2 separate regions of the Mus musculus genome follow, and region 1 is linked to region 2. The links are chromatin contacts, found by Hi-C or POLR2A ChIA-PET in ENCODE. All regions are on one chromosome and are shown on one strand. The core of a region is the stretch at or near the end of the contact, and the rest is flanking DNA. Distances in the headings are between cores, read along the strand shown. Region 1 holds the start of Cdc42se1 (CDC42 small effector 1). Region 2 holds the start of Arnt (aryl hydrocarbon receptor nuclear translocator).

Region 1 (5,827 bases), core at 1,056-3,555, 210 kb after region 2:
ACATTAGCATGAATAAGAATGGACCTTTCCCTCCAGGCTTGAGGCTGGAAGCCTAGCCTTCCAGTAGCCTAGACAGACCAAAAAAAAAAAAAAAAACCAACAAAAAACCGAGTTCAATTTGTTTTTTGGACATTTTTCTTTGTTGTTTTGTAGCAGCCTTGAGATGAGATCACTCAAACAGTGGAATAAGGCTTCTAGGGTAGGAAAGAACCCAAGAGTCTGGACTCTCTTTCACTTCCTTTCCCACCCCTGGAAGGGAGGAGTAATGAGACTGAAGTCCAGAGCACAGCTGCCCTGAGAGGGGAGGCTTGGTCAGTGGGAAAGTCAGTCACAAGGCTCATCAAGATGGTGGCAGGTGGTAAGGCTTGGGGGAAATGGAGAAAACAATAAAGAATCAGAGGAAACCCCTAACACTACCAGATAGTCCAGACTGAGGCAGGGCTCTACCAACGTCCTCCACCCTGCCCCAAGCGAGCCGAGCCGGCGGCGTGGTCAGGGGTGGCCGATGCTGGAAGCGGGAAGGAGGAGGGAGAGGAAAGGGGGCCGAGGAGGGAACAAGGACAGTTCTGTTTCTCTTCCAGGGACCTGACCAAGCTGGGTGGAGGGAAAGTGTGTGTGGGACTTGGCGTGAAACCACCAATGATGATGAGAAGTGACCAGGAAATTCCATTCCCTTAGGACATTAGGGTCTCTGAAACTTGGAGGCCCGTGTCAGAGTGTGAAGACCAGCCAGGGTCACTGTGGTAGTGCGGGAGTTGGGGGTGGGGTGGGGTGGGGTGGGGGGGGGGGGAGGAGGAACAAAGCCAGAAAAGGAAGTACTAAGCTTTGGCTGTCACTCCTCTTCAAAGCAGCCAACGAATGGGCTGGGAACAAATAAAGCCTGAGCTGGCTAGCTGGGGAGGGTGGGATGCTGAATCCATGGCCCACTACTTCATCCCCACAGTAAAAAGGAAGCCAGGAGGGATCAGGGACAAAAGCGCAGAAAGCCACATCCTTGACAGGAGGGCCCCTCTCACTTCCACCAGAAACCCAGAACTTGAAATGACAAACCCTAAACCACCGTCATCGTCCCGGTGGGCCTTACACACTTCAGAGCTGTAGAGGGGCGAGCAGGAGAGAGGTGGGGAGGAAGGATGTACACAGGTAGTTCCCCGAGCCTGTGGTAGCCCCAAACCGGTTCTCCCGGTCCCGCTGCCTCCGGCCCCAAGGCCTCCCTCTCCAACCCGCTGTCTGACAAGCCTTCACAAGAAGCAAGAAGCAGCTGGAGAGAAAGAGACTTGAGAATCGTGTGGGCAAATTCTGGCTATAAGCCCGGGGATGCAGCTGGTCCCTGTGTGGAGACCCTCCAAACATAGCGGGCTGCTGAGGGACTCCCAAGAGAGGAATGGGCCCCATTTTCAAACAAGTTACAGATATTTGTCCGAGCACCAACCCTGCCCTAACCCCAGGGAAGGGCTGGGGATACTTAAAAGTTAACAGAAGGAGATCCTAATTTCTTCCCCTCCCCCAATATTCTCCGTCAGACTCCAGCTCCGTCCCCCACCCACTGCGACCCAGGATGGGAACTTCGATGAATTGTACTGGCTCTGTCAATGTTCTCCGTGGCTGCTTCACTCTGGCTTAGACCTTCCGGGGCCCAGCACCACTTCGGATTCTCTAGCACAGCAGATCTCTCAGGTTAGAGGGCCGGCGAGGAGCCCCTGTCGCTTCGCACCTTCCACCCGGCCCCACGCTGCAGTCGCCGCTTCCCTGCCTCTCCGTGGCTTGCGCCGCCCGCGCGTGTACTGTGATCGCGACCTCCCCGCTGCCCTGCCCTCCCCTCCCCGCCGCCCGCGCGCAGCCCGGCTCGCCCGGCGCTCTTACCTGCGGCTCCCCGGCGTCCCCACTGCGGGCGGGGGCTCCGCCACTCCGGGTCCCCTGGCTGCTTCTCGGCACGGCGGGGAGTTGAGGGCGGGCCGGCAGAGGTGGGGCTGGCGGAGGGCGGAAACGCCGGCGACGCGATTACGAAACCCAGGGGCTGAGAGCGGAGCGCAGCGCTCCGCCCAGCTTCGGGGCGCACGGCGTGGCCCGCGGGGACAGCGGCAAGCACCGCGCTCGGGGACAACCGCGGCACCCCAACTGTCTGTGCTAGTCTGTCCACCTGCTGCAGGCGCTGAGAGGACGATGCGCTGGGGCCCTTTCTGAGTCTCCCAAAGTCCCCTTTAGTCCTTACAGTGGGAAAGGAGGGCCATTCTGTTGTTTAACCGGAAGACTTTTTAACCCATACATCTAAGTTAGAGGACAATTAACTGCTCAGCCATGCGCTCCAGTCAGCACGAGGGTACTTGGAGAGGTGGGGGTGCGGTGCGAGCCGACGGAGAGGCTCTACGGTGGATAGCGTGTTCCGGAACCTATCCCTCGAATTAGCCGAGTCAGGCAGAGAGGGGGCGGGGAGTGCTTCCGCCCTTGCTAGGAGGGGCTGCATTGCAGGGGAGACCCAGCGGCAGATTCTGTCACAGACGAGGGAGAAGGCGTGAGGAGACAAAGCCGTCACATCCGCGACAGCTTCCTTCAGCAGCCTCCTCCTCTCCAGTCCAGAGCCGACCCCCGAGCCCCTGAGGCATCCCTTCCGTCTTCGGAACACCCTAGTCATTCATTGCTAACAGGTAACCAAGACGAGGGACCGCTTCTTAAGCTTGAAAGACCCCGTGTGAGACCGAGGTGGGGGGCAGTTTAAGAGGAGAGAAGGGGGCGCTATGAACAATGGGTTACTATTCGTTACCAGATTTTTTATCTGTTAAGATCTCCATCCATGCCTTACCATGGACCTAGGCATTCATTTCTAGCACTTTACCTGTAATCATCTCTCGGCATTTAGCTCTTCATTTCATGTATTCATTTTCCTATAATTTTTGCCCTGTGCATCTAATGGCTTCTGTCTAGTGTCTAGTTATCTATATCTTCCTTTTCAAGCTATAATTTCTGCTACCAGTTATTTGGTGAATCTTTATTCCTACTGTAATTATTGTAGCCTCTACTCCCTTGTATTTCTATCCCCCTCGATTTTCTGTCTCTTGTAGGGAGGTTTGGGGAGTAGGGTACTTTTTTTTTTTTTTAAACATGAGATGCTATTGAGAGTGATTGGAACCTTTAACAATCTCCTCCCTATCTCAGATTTTTGCTCCAAAGAGGCTTTAGGTGGGACAGGTGGGAGCCATTGTGGGATTGCCCGATGGCATGCTGCAATCAGTGTAGCTCACAGGAACTACTTATGACAGCAGATTTGTCTTTGCAGCTCCTCCTAGAAAAAGGGGAGGATTGTGGCTAATAGGAAAATCCTAGAGCAACATGAGAAATACCAGGAAGCCTCCATTTTCATCCACCACCATCCCTCCTTAGACTGCATGGTGGCAGCATGACACAGCAAGGCCCTGTGGATTAGGCCTTGAATGCTCTTGGGGGGATCTGGACAAAGGGTATTTGGGTGTGTCCAGGTAGTTTAAAGAAAGTGTATCTTTTAAATGTGTGTATCTACTAATCATTTTATCTCTAAGAATAGACAATGAAAATTTAGAAGTTACTCTGCATAAAATAACTGGGTGGCATTTACTGAGCAAATATGTCAATTTTCACCATCCAGAGCCCTTAGGATAAGCAAAAATAGATAAAATGATGGGTGAAGAGCATTTAGGGAAAGAAAGGGGACGATAGCTGAAGAGCAGCCGGTCTTTTTTATTTTAATGCCACATATGCCTTTATGTCTGTTTTCTGGGACAAATTTGAGTCTCTCTGTACATGTCGATAGGTCAATGGTATAGCTAGAGATTTTCAGCCTTTTAATATCTCACACATTTTCTTTTAAATTGTTTTTGTTTTATATTCGTTCATGGTCTTGGTTTGGTTTTGGGGGGCTTTGAACCCACAGTCGTCCTGCTTCAGCCTGAGTGCTGGGACTACAGCTGTGCTCTGCCACACTGGACTAGCTTTTTACATTGGATGATAGTTCTGTCCATCCCTGATAAATTATTTAGGCAACTTTTTTTAGGTTACAGTTGTTAGGAAGTCAGTTTATCAACAATAACTCAAATCCTAGCTTAGTCTCTGCTCACTTTATTTTTTGAGACAGGGTCTCTTGTAGCCAGGCTGACATCAAATTCTTCATCTTCCTGCTGCCACTTGCCAGATGCTGGGGTCACAGGAATCCCACCACCATATAAGGCTCTCCTGCTATTCAGATTAGAACCACAAAAAGTAGTAAACAGAATATAAGAAAATACTTTTTTTGAGAACTAAATTCCTAAATTATTTATTTTATGTATGGGAGTACACTGTAGCTGTCTTCAGACACACCAGATGAGGGCATCAGATCCCATTACAGATGGTTGTGAGCCACCATGTGGTAGCTGGGATTTGAACTCAGGACCTCTGGAAGAGCAGTCAGTGCTCCTGACTGCTGACCATCTCTCCAGCCTGAGAACTAAATTCTTAGCTGGACATTATGGTACATGCCTGTGATTCCAGGACTAAGAGGCAGATAAAACAGCACTTAGGCTATACATCAAGACCTTGTTGGAGAAACAAAGATAAAACCACATCGGATGTATTTTTTTAATCAGGCTCTCACTGTGTGACTCTGGTTGGCTTGGAACTCAGAGATCTGCCTCTGCCTGCCTCTGCTTCCCAAGTGCTGGAATTAAAGGAGTGTGCCACTGTACCAGCCTCAAAATTCTTCCTGGGGCGTGGTGGTACATGTCTATAATCCCAGCTGCTAGGAAGCTAAGACAGGATTGCTGAGGGTACCAGGCTGGGGCTGGGGAGATGGCTCAGTACTGCTCAAGGCTGAGGACCCGAGTTTGGACTCCCAGATCACACATAAAGCTGAGCATGGGAGTGTGGCTACATCCACTCCAGGAGTGTGGCTGGAATCCCAGTGCTTCAGCAAGATGGAAGGCTGAAGAGACTCCCTGAAAGCTCACAGCTCAGCTTGCCTAGTTTACAAGGTCAAACAAGGCATCAAAGACTGATGCCTGGGACTGTCCTCTCACCTCTGCAGAGGCTCAGCCATGGACACCACAGCTCTCTCAAAGACATAATACACAAACAGATTTTTTTTTAATATATGCCAAGTGCATCCTCATTTCCCGAGAAGACTAGTTATCAGAACTCCTGGAACAGGCCTTGTGTGTCGTGGGTGCTGGGAACCTAACCCAGGTCCTCTGGAAGAGCCACCAGTGCCCACAGCCTCAGCTATCTCTCTAGCTCCTTAAACATTTTTTTTAAAAGATTTATTTATTATATGTAAGTACACTGTAGCTGCCTTCAGACACACCAGAAGAGGGCATCCGATCTCCTTACAGATGGATGTGAGCCACCATGTGGTTGCTGGGATTTGAACTCAGGACCTTCGGAAGAACAGTCAGTGACCGCTGAGCCATCTCTCCAGCCCTCCTTAAACATTTTTAAGGGAGTATATTAGAAACTATGAGACTTGGGATGTACAAAAACTGGCTAGGTCGTCTAGATTACTAAAGAATCTAAGAATCTAGAGTGTGATGTCACACACCTTTAATCCAAGCATTCAGAAGGCAGAGGCAAGCAGGTAAGTTCGAGGCCAGCCTGGTCTACAAAAGGAGTTCAAGGATAGTCAGGGCTATATAGTGAGACCCTGCCTCAAATAACATTTTTTTTTAAACATTGTTTTTATTTTAAGCCAGATGTGCTGATGACACCTGTATTCTCAGCAGTCAGAAGGCTGGAAGTAGTAACTAGAGAGGATCTTGAGTTTGACACTAGCCTGGGCTAAATAATAACTTTCTAGTTAGCCTGGGTTACATTGCTAGAACCTAGG
Region 2 (6,418 bases), core at 3,832-6,331:
AAACATTTTTCAAGATTCTTTATAATATTGTAACATCAGAGAACTTTTCTCTATTTTGTATTTTAAACGACTTTATGTGTATGTTTTGCCTGTGTGTATATATGCAACACATGCAGGCTTGTTGTCCATGGAGGCCAGAAGGTGGCAATAGATCTACTGGAATTATAGCTGTGGGTAGTAGCACCAGTATGTGCTGGAACCAAACCTCAGTCAACTCCAAGAGCAGCCAGTGCTTGCTTCTAATGGCAGAACCACTCTCCAGCCATTTTTGTTTACTGATACACGGCTACCATTCTCAACGTAAGTCTTTACTTCTTAAATTCTAGGAAAATAGAGTAAAACTTGGTACCACAAGTCTACTGCATAAAAGTACACCAACTGAAGTTTCGTTCCAAAACTGTTATCCACTGAGTATGCAGTTCAGTTGGTAGAATGCTTGCCAGGCATGCACCAAGCCCTGGCTCCATCCATAGCACATGGTAAGACAGGCATGGTTGTAACTATAAGATCATAGCACTTGGATCAGAAATTTAAGATCAGGGCTGGAGAGATGATAGTTCAGCGGTTAAGAGTATTGACTGCTCTTCTAGAGGTCCTGGGTTTAATTCCCACCAACCACATGGTGGCTCACAACCATCTGTAATGGGATCTGATGCCCTCTTCTGGTGTCTCTGAAAACAGCTACAGTGTACTCAATATCAAGAAATAAGAGGCAAGCGGATTTCTAAGTTCGAGGCCAGCCTGGTCTACAGAGTGAGTTCCAGGACAGCCAGAGCTATACAGAGAAACCCTGTCTCGAAAAACAAAAAAACAAAAAAAGAAAGAAATCTTAAAAAATGAAAAAAAGAAATTCAAGGTCACCCTCAGAGACATAGTGAGTTTCAACCTAGCCTAGTCTAAATGAGACTTGCCTCAAAAACAAAAAGTTTATTGTATTTTAACTGCTGAGTTAGTAAAATGGTTCAATTCCTTTAAAAAGAAAGAAAAAAAAAAGAGATAAATTGATTGATTTGGGGGGCTGGAGAGATGGCTCAGTTGTTAAGACAACTTGGCATTCCTGCATAACACATGAGCTCAGTTCTGAGAACCCACATTAGATGGCTCACAACCACCTGTAATTGCACTACAAGAGAATCAACACACTCTTCTGCACCTGCACTCACATGAACAAACATACATGCAGTAATTACGGTCTTTTGAATGAGAATGGTCCCCACAGGCTCCTATATTTTAATTCTTGGTCCACAGTTGGTGTTAGTGTCTTGGGAAGAATTAGGAGGTATGGCTTTGTTGGAAGTAATACAGCTGCTGCCATGCTTCCAGTCACAGTGATCATGGACTCACCTCTGGAAAACTCAAGTCTAATAAAGCGATGCTTCTCTAAGTTCCCATGGTCATGGTGTCTCTTCATGGCCACAGAAAAGTAACTACTACACCAATGTGCATAATTTAATTAAAATCTTTTTTTGGGGGGGGGTGGGGGGAAAGTGGGGCTGGAGATATGACCAGCAATTAAGAACACTGACTAATTAATAATAAAGGGCTTGGTAGCTCAATCAAAAAAGAATTGCCAATCAAGCAATAAGGTCCTGAGTTAATCTCCAGAACCCACATGAAAAGACAAGGCATGGTAGCGTTTACTTGTATTTCCAGCATTGGTAAAGCCGAAACCCAGTGAGCTTGGGGCTCTCTAACCAGAAGTTTATCCTCTTTGGCCCACTCCAGGCCAGTAACAGATCCTGTCTCAAAAAGCGGAGGTGGGATGTGGAATGAAGACATGATCCAGTGGTTAAGAGCACTTGCTACACAATCTGGAGACCTGAGTTTGGATCCCAGAACCCACATAACAAGTCTGGCATCATCCTGCATCCACCAGGAATCCATGCACTCTGAGGATCCAAGGCAGGAAGACTGCTAGGCCTTGCTGACTGTCAGCCGAGCAAAACACACAAGCCTCAGGTTAAGGGAGACACCTGACCTGGAAGAAATAAGGCAGAGTGACACAGTAAGATGCCCACAGTTAAGAAGAAATTCTGCCTCAAAGGAATAAGACAGAAAGTTACAGAGGTGGATATCCGGTGTCTTCTGGCCTGTGTACAAGTGCACACTGAACATAGTAATTTCCCACTGTATATACCTCCAGTGGTGAATCTAATTTTCCAAAATTCAACAGGCCAAAACATATCCTGTTTGACACAAAAAGGAAGGAGGAAAAAGCAACAACAAAAGGCTCTATTTTATGACTTAAGTATCATGCATGTACTGAACATGGGATCAATAAATTAGAAGACATGGAAGAATTCTCCACATGGAAAAAAGAAATCTTGAGCTAGGAATGTAGCCCCCGGAAAAGGAAGTTAAGGCAGATGGTAAAGAGAGCAGGGGGTTAGTCTCACTGGGTCTGTCGTTCTCTGTTCTCCGCTCAGACCTACCATCCCATCTCATAAGAGGCTGAGGCTACGCAGGGATGTCAGCTACAGCAGGAACCACTGGGTGCTATGCCATAACTAACAGCAGACTAGAATTTAAGAAAACTCTTACATTCTCAGGTTAATTTTCAAAGGTTTGCTAAGAACCTACACCTCACCTTTTGAGGTTTTTGCTTGGTTTGGTCTGGCTTTTGATTTTGAAACAAGGTCTCACTATGTAGCATGGAACTGACTTTGTAGACCAAGATGGCCATGAACTAAGATATCCCCCTGCTTCTGCAAAGATTAAAGGAATTCCAGCCTATTCTCCCTCTGTTTGGTAAGTACCTATGATGACTCTGCCCACCTCAAAATTGAAGAAGCAAGCAATCAAATAACAATAAATAAAATCAATTATTTCTACTGGTGATGACACTCACAGCTTTAATCCAGCACTCAGGAGGCAGGAGCAAGCAGATCTTGAGTTGGAGGCCATCCTGGTCTACAGAGTGAGTTTCATGACAGCCAGGGATACATATAGAAGCCCTGCCTTGAAAAACCAAAGTCAAAACAAACAAACAAACAAACAAACAACTGTTTCATTAAAAAAGATTCTTAAATCGTACTTTTTAAAAAGTTTTGATAGTTTATATAGGATGGCACATGCGAGTGATTCCAGCACTTGAAGATAGAAGCAAGAAGACCACTGCAAGTTCAAGGCCAGCCTGATCTTCACAGAACACTGCAGGCCAGCCTCTCAAAATTCCCCACTCAGAAAAAAAAATAGAAAAAAATTACTATTTCCTGCTTACAGACTTAAGCTAATATTGATAAGGAAATGACTATTTGGTCAAGAAAGTGTTGTTTTAGTAATTGGTTTAAAATCAGAACAGGGCAGCTAGAAAAGCTTCTGACTTACTAACGTGTCTCTACGGCCTTAACAAGAGAGACACTTTGCAGTCTGAAGAGTTATATAAGGATTTTGCAACATGGGATCAGTTTGAAATCTTGTTTACTCTAATCAGACATGGGCTATTTTGCTACAAGGTCTGATTTTCTCTAACATTTTTCAGTTGTATAGTTTTATTCTATAATTCATCAAATATTCCAATAGTTTCCTGACAATTTACTTCATCTTCATGTAAAAAAAATAATAATTTAGGATTTAAAAAACTGATATTCAGGGGCTGAAAGGAAGGTTCAGTAGTTGTGAGTATGTGTTACTCTTCTAGGACCTAATGTCAGTTCCTAGCATCCACATCACGGGGCTTTCAACTGCCTGAAACTCTTGCTGCAGGGGATCCAACACCCTATTCTGGACTCCTCCCATTCCTGCACTCACAAGTAGACATTATCATATACATAATTTCTAAAGCTTAAAAATATTTTTTTTAAAGTTGATATTGACACATGAATTTGAAGCCAACCTGGGCTACATATAAGTTCTAGGACTCTCTCTCTCTCTCTCTCTCTCTCTCTCTTAAAAAAAAAGGCTGTTTCCAAAAATAATGGGAAAACAATACATTTCCCAGTGTTTCAGCTATTGTGTGTATGTATATACATACGTGTGTGTACCCTGTTACTGTAATATAGTACATTAACAAGATAAAATTTAAAAGTTCAATGTGAAATAGCAGAGACCAATATTACACAACCCTCCCTCCAAACTCTTCGATGATACAGACTTCTGGGAAATGATGGATTTACTTTGTTGGAAAATAACAAGGTAAATTAGCCCAACTAAAATGAAATACTTCCTAAGATGTAACTGAATACAGTAGAAAGGACTGAGAGGGAGACTGCAGTGATCCAAAGTCAACCGGGGGCTGGAATGAGACAAGACTCAAAATAAGATGAACGAGAGACAGAGACAGACAGACAAACAAGCAAGAGGACGTCCACAGACAAATGGCGCGGGACATTTTTCTGAAAGAACAGGAGTTGCTCCACCTCGACCTAACAAGATTTAAACCTGGGTTCTGGACTAAAGACCTGTCCTGAACTATTACCATTACCCAAACCTCTGCCTTCAGCAGCAAGACACTAATAACTACGCTAAAACCCTAAATTTCAAAGTATAGGAGTTACAAGAATCTGAGCAGATTCTCAAAGAACTAAGTTTTCCATTTAAATGTAAACCAAGTGTAGAATCAAGCAAGACTTTGCAAAACGTCAACGTGGCCCCGTCTATAGCCCAGTTTACGCTCGCAGTTACACCAAGTCAGTTTGCCCAGTTACTTACTAGGCATCAGGGGAACATCAGCTGGCAGAGGGTTAAAAGACCACAACACTCCCTAACACCGCAGGCAGAGTGGAGACGCTGGCCAAGCGCCACCACTACTCCAGAAGTTGGGGCACGGAGCCCCCAAACACCCGTCACCCGTTCCCCAGGTCCTCCGGGCAGGGCGCCTCCTCGACACCCCTCCCCCAACACCCGAACGCCACGGCCCTGCTGCTCTGCTCTGGCTCTCCGCACTTGTCAGTCCTTTCTGCCGCCTCACCTGGGTTAGCTGTAGTCGCCGCCATGGTCGAGATGGCACCGTCCCTGCGCCACCCTCGGTGGGAGGGGCAGCCGCCACCGAGCTGGGGGAGGGGAGGGAAGAGCCACTCCGCAGATTAGGCACCTTACCGCCGCCACCGCTACCGCGGAATCCAAGATGGCGGACGCCCACCCCCCTCCCCATCCTGGGCAGAAGACACGCCCCAAACTATGGGCGCGGTCAGTCTCCAGACAGCCTCCCTGGGAGAACTGGCCAATAGAAACAGTAAGTCGCCATAGAGGCCGGGCTAGTGACTCGGCCAGTGAGTCCGGTGACCCGAGGAGTGCTAGGAAGCCTGAGCTAGGAAGCCAACCAGCTGTTTCCCTAATCCGGCCTTCTCGGCGTCAGAGATTCATAACCAAATTGACGTCAGTGAAATGCAAAGAAAACGAGCATTTTACTAAAATGTTTTCTTTCTTAGTGGGCTCATCAGCATATGCTTCCTACAGACGATTTGTTATGCAAACCCTCTTTATAGGTTCTAACACAGGGATCACTAATCCATTCTAGGTTGTTTTTTCTTTATGAACTTTTGTCACTAGTAAAAGTCCGATAACTAATTCTTAAGAGTTGGCTCTGAAGCTGGTAGGAAAAAGCTGGGTGATTACGTGGTACCAAAGATGCCAACATTTGAAATGGAGACAACGAACAAAGAATTTTTATTAAACAAGTATTCCAGAACTCAGAATGCAAAGACCAGTCTGTACTACAAAATGAAACTAGTCCCTTTCTCTGCCCTCCAAAAGTGAGGTGTCCTATGTCACAAGTTTTTTTAAAATGACAAGGTAGTAAACACACAGACGTAATGTCTAATTATAAGAACTGAGCAATTCAGAACAGACAATGTCGACTCAAAACACTGTGAGATAAATTCTATAATTTTACAAATCAAGAACTACAAGCAGGGGCTGGAGAGATGGCTCAGCGGGTAAGAGCACTGACTGCTCTTTCAGAGGTCCTGCGTTCAAATCCCAGCAACCACATGGTGGCCCACAACCACCCCTAATGAGATCTAACGCCCTCGTCTGGTGTGTTTGAAGACAATTACAGTGTACTTATTTAGAATAATAAATAAATCTTTGGGCCAGAGAAAGCAGGAACTGAGTGAGCCGACCAACTGGAGTGGGCGAGGTTGATTGGAGCAAGCAGAGGTCCTAAAGTCAATACCCAATAACCACATGAAGGCTCACAGCCATCTGTACAGCTACAGTGTACTCATATACATAAAATAAATAAATAAATCTTAAAAATATATATTTAAAAAAAAAAAAGAACTACAAACAGATCCAGGCATAGTGATGCATGCCTTTAATCCTAGTACTCAGGAGGCAGAGACTGGCCAATTTCTCTGAGTTCAATGCCAGCCTGGTCTACATAGTGAGTTCTAAGACAGCAGGAGCTATATATAGAAAGACACTATCTCAAAAACAAACAAAAACCAAAGACATGAAACAAAGGCCACCTTGCAAA

The links. A loop is a pair of places that touch in the nucleus more often than their neighbours do. ChIA-PET counts read pairs that join two places held with the same protein, here RNA polymerase II (POLR2A).
Region 1: a map of left cerebral cortex shows a loop between it and region 2 (3-fold over the local background). The contact joins the promoter of Cdc42se1 here to the promoter of Arnt in region 2. A Hi-C loop is called at or near these places in 1 of 37 maps with a recorded cell type or tissue (left cerebral cortex). POLR2A ChIA-PET finds 5 or more read pairs at or near these places in 1 of 5 experiments (embryonic stem cell).

What each region holds. Positions count from the first base shown.
Region 1 is chr3:95,224,902-95,230,728 of GRCm38, reverse strand. It overlaps Cdc42se1 (CDC42 small effector 1), which reads right to left and starts at 2,305. Exons shown (of 5, transcript NM_172395.3): 1 at 1,864-2,305. It overlaps Mllt11 (myeloid/lymphoid or mixed-lineage leukemia; translocated to, 11), which reads left to right and starts at 2,052. Exons shown (of 2, transcript NM_019914.4): 1 at 2,052-2,645. It overlaps Gm16740 (predicted gene, 16740), which reads right to left. Exons shown (of 4, transcript NR_108026.1): 4 at 4,071-4,206.
Region 2 is chr3:95,433,053-95,439,470 of GRCm38, reverse strand. It overlaps Arnt (aryl hydrocarbon receptor nuclear translocator), which reads right to left and starts at 5,081. Exons shown (of 22, transcript NM_001037737.2): 1 at 4,910-5,081. The coding sequence starts at 4,934.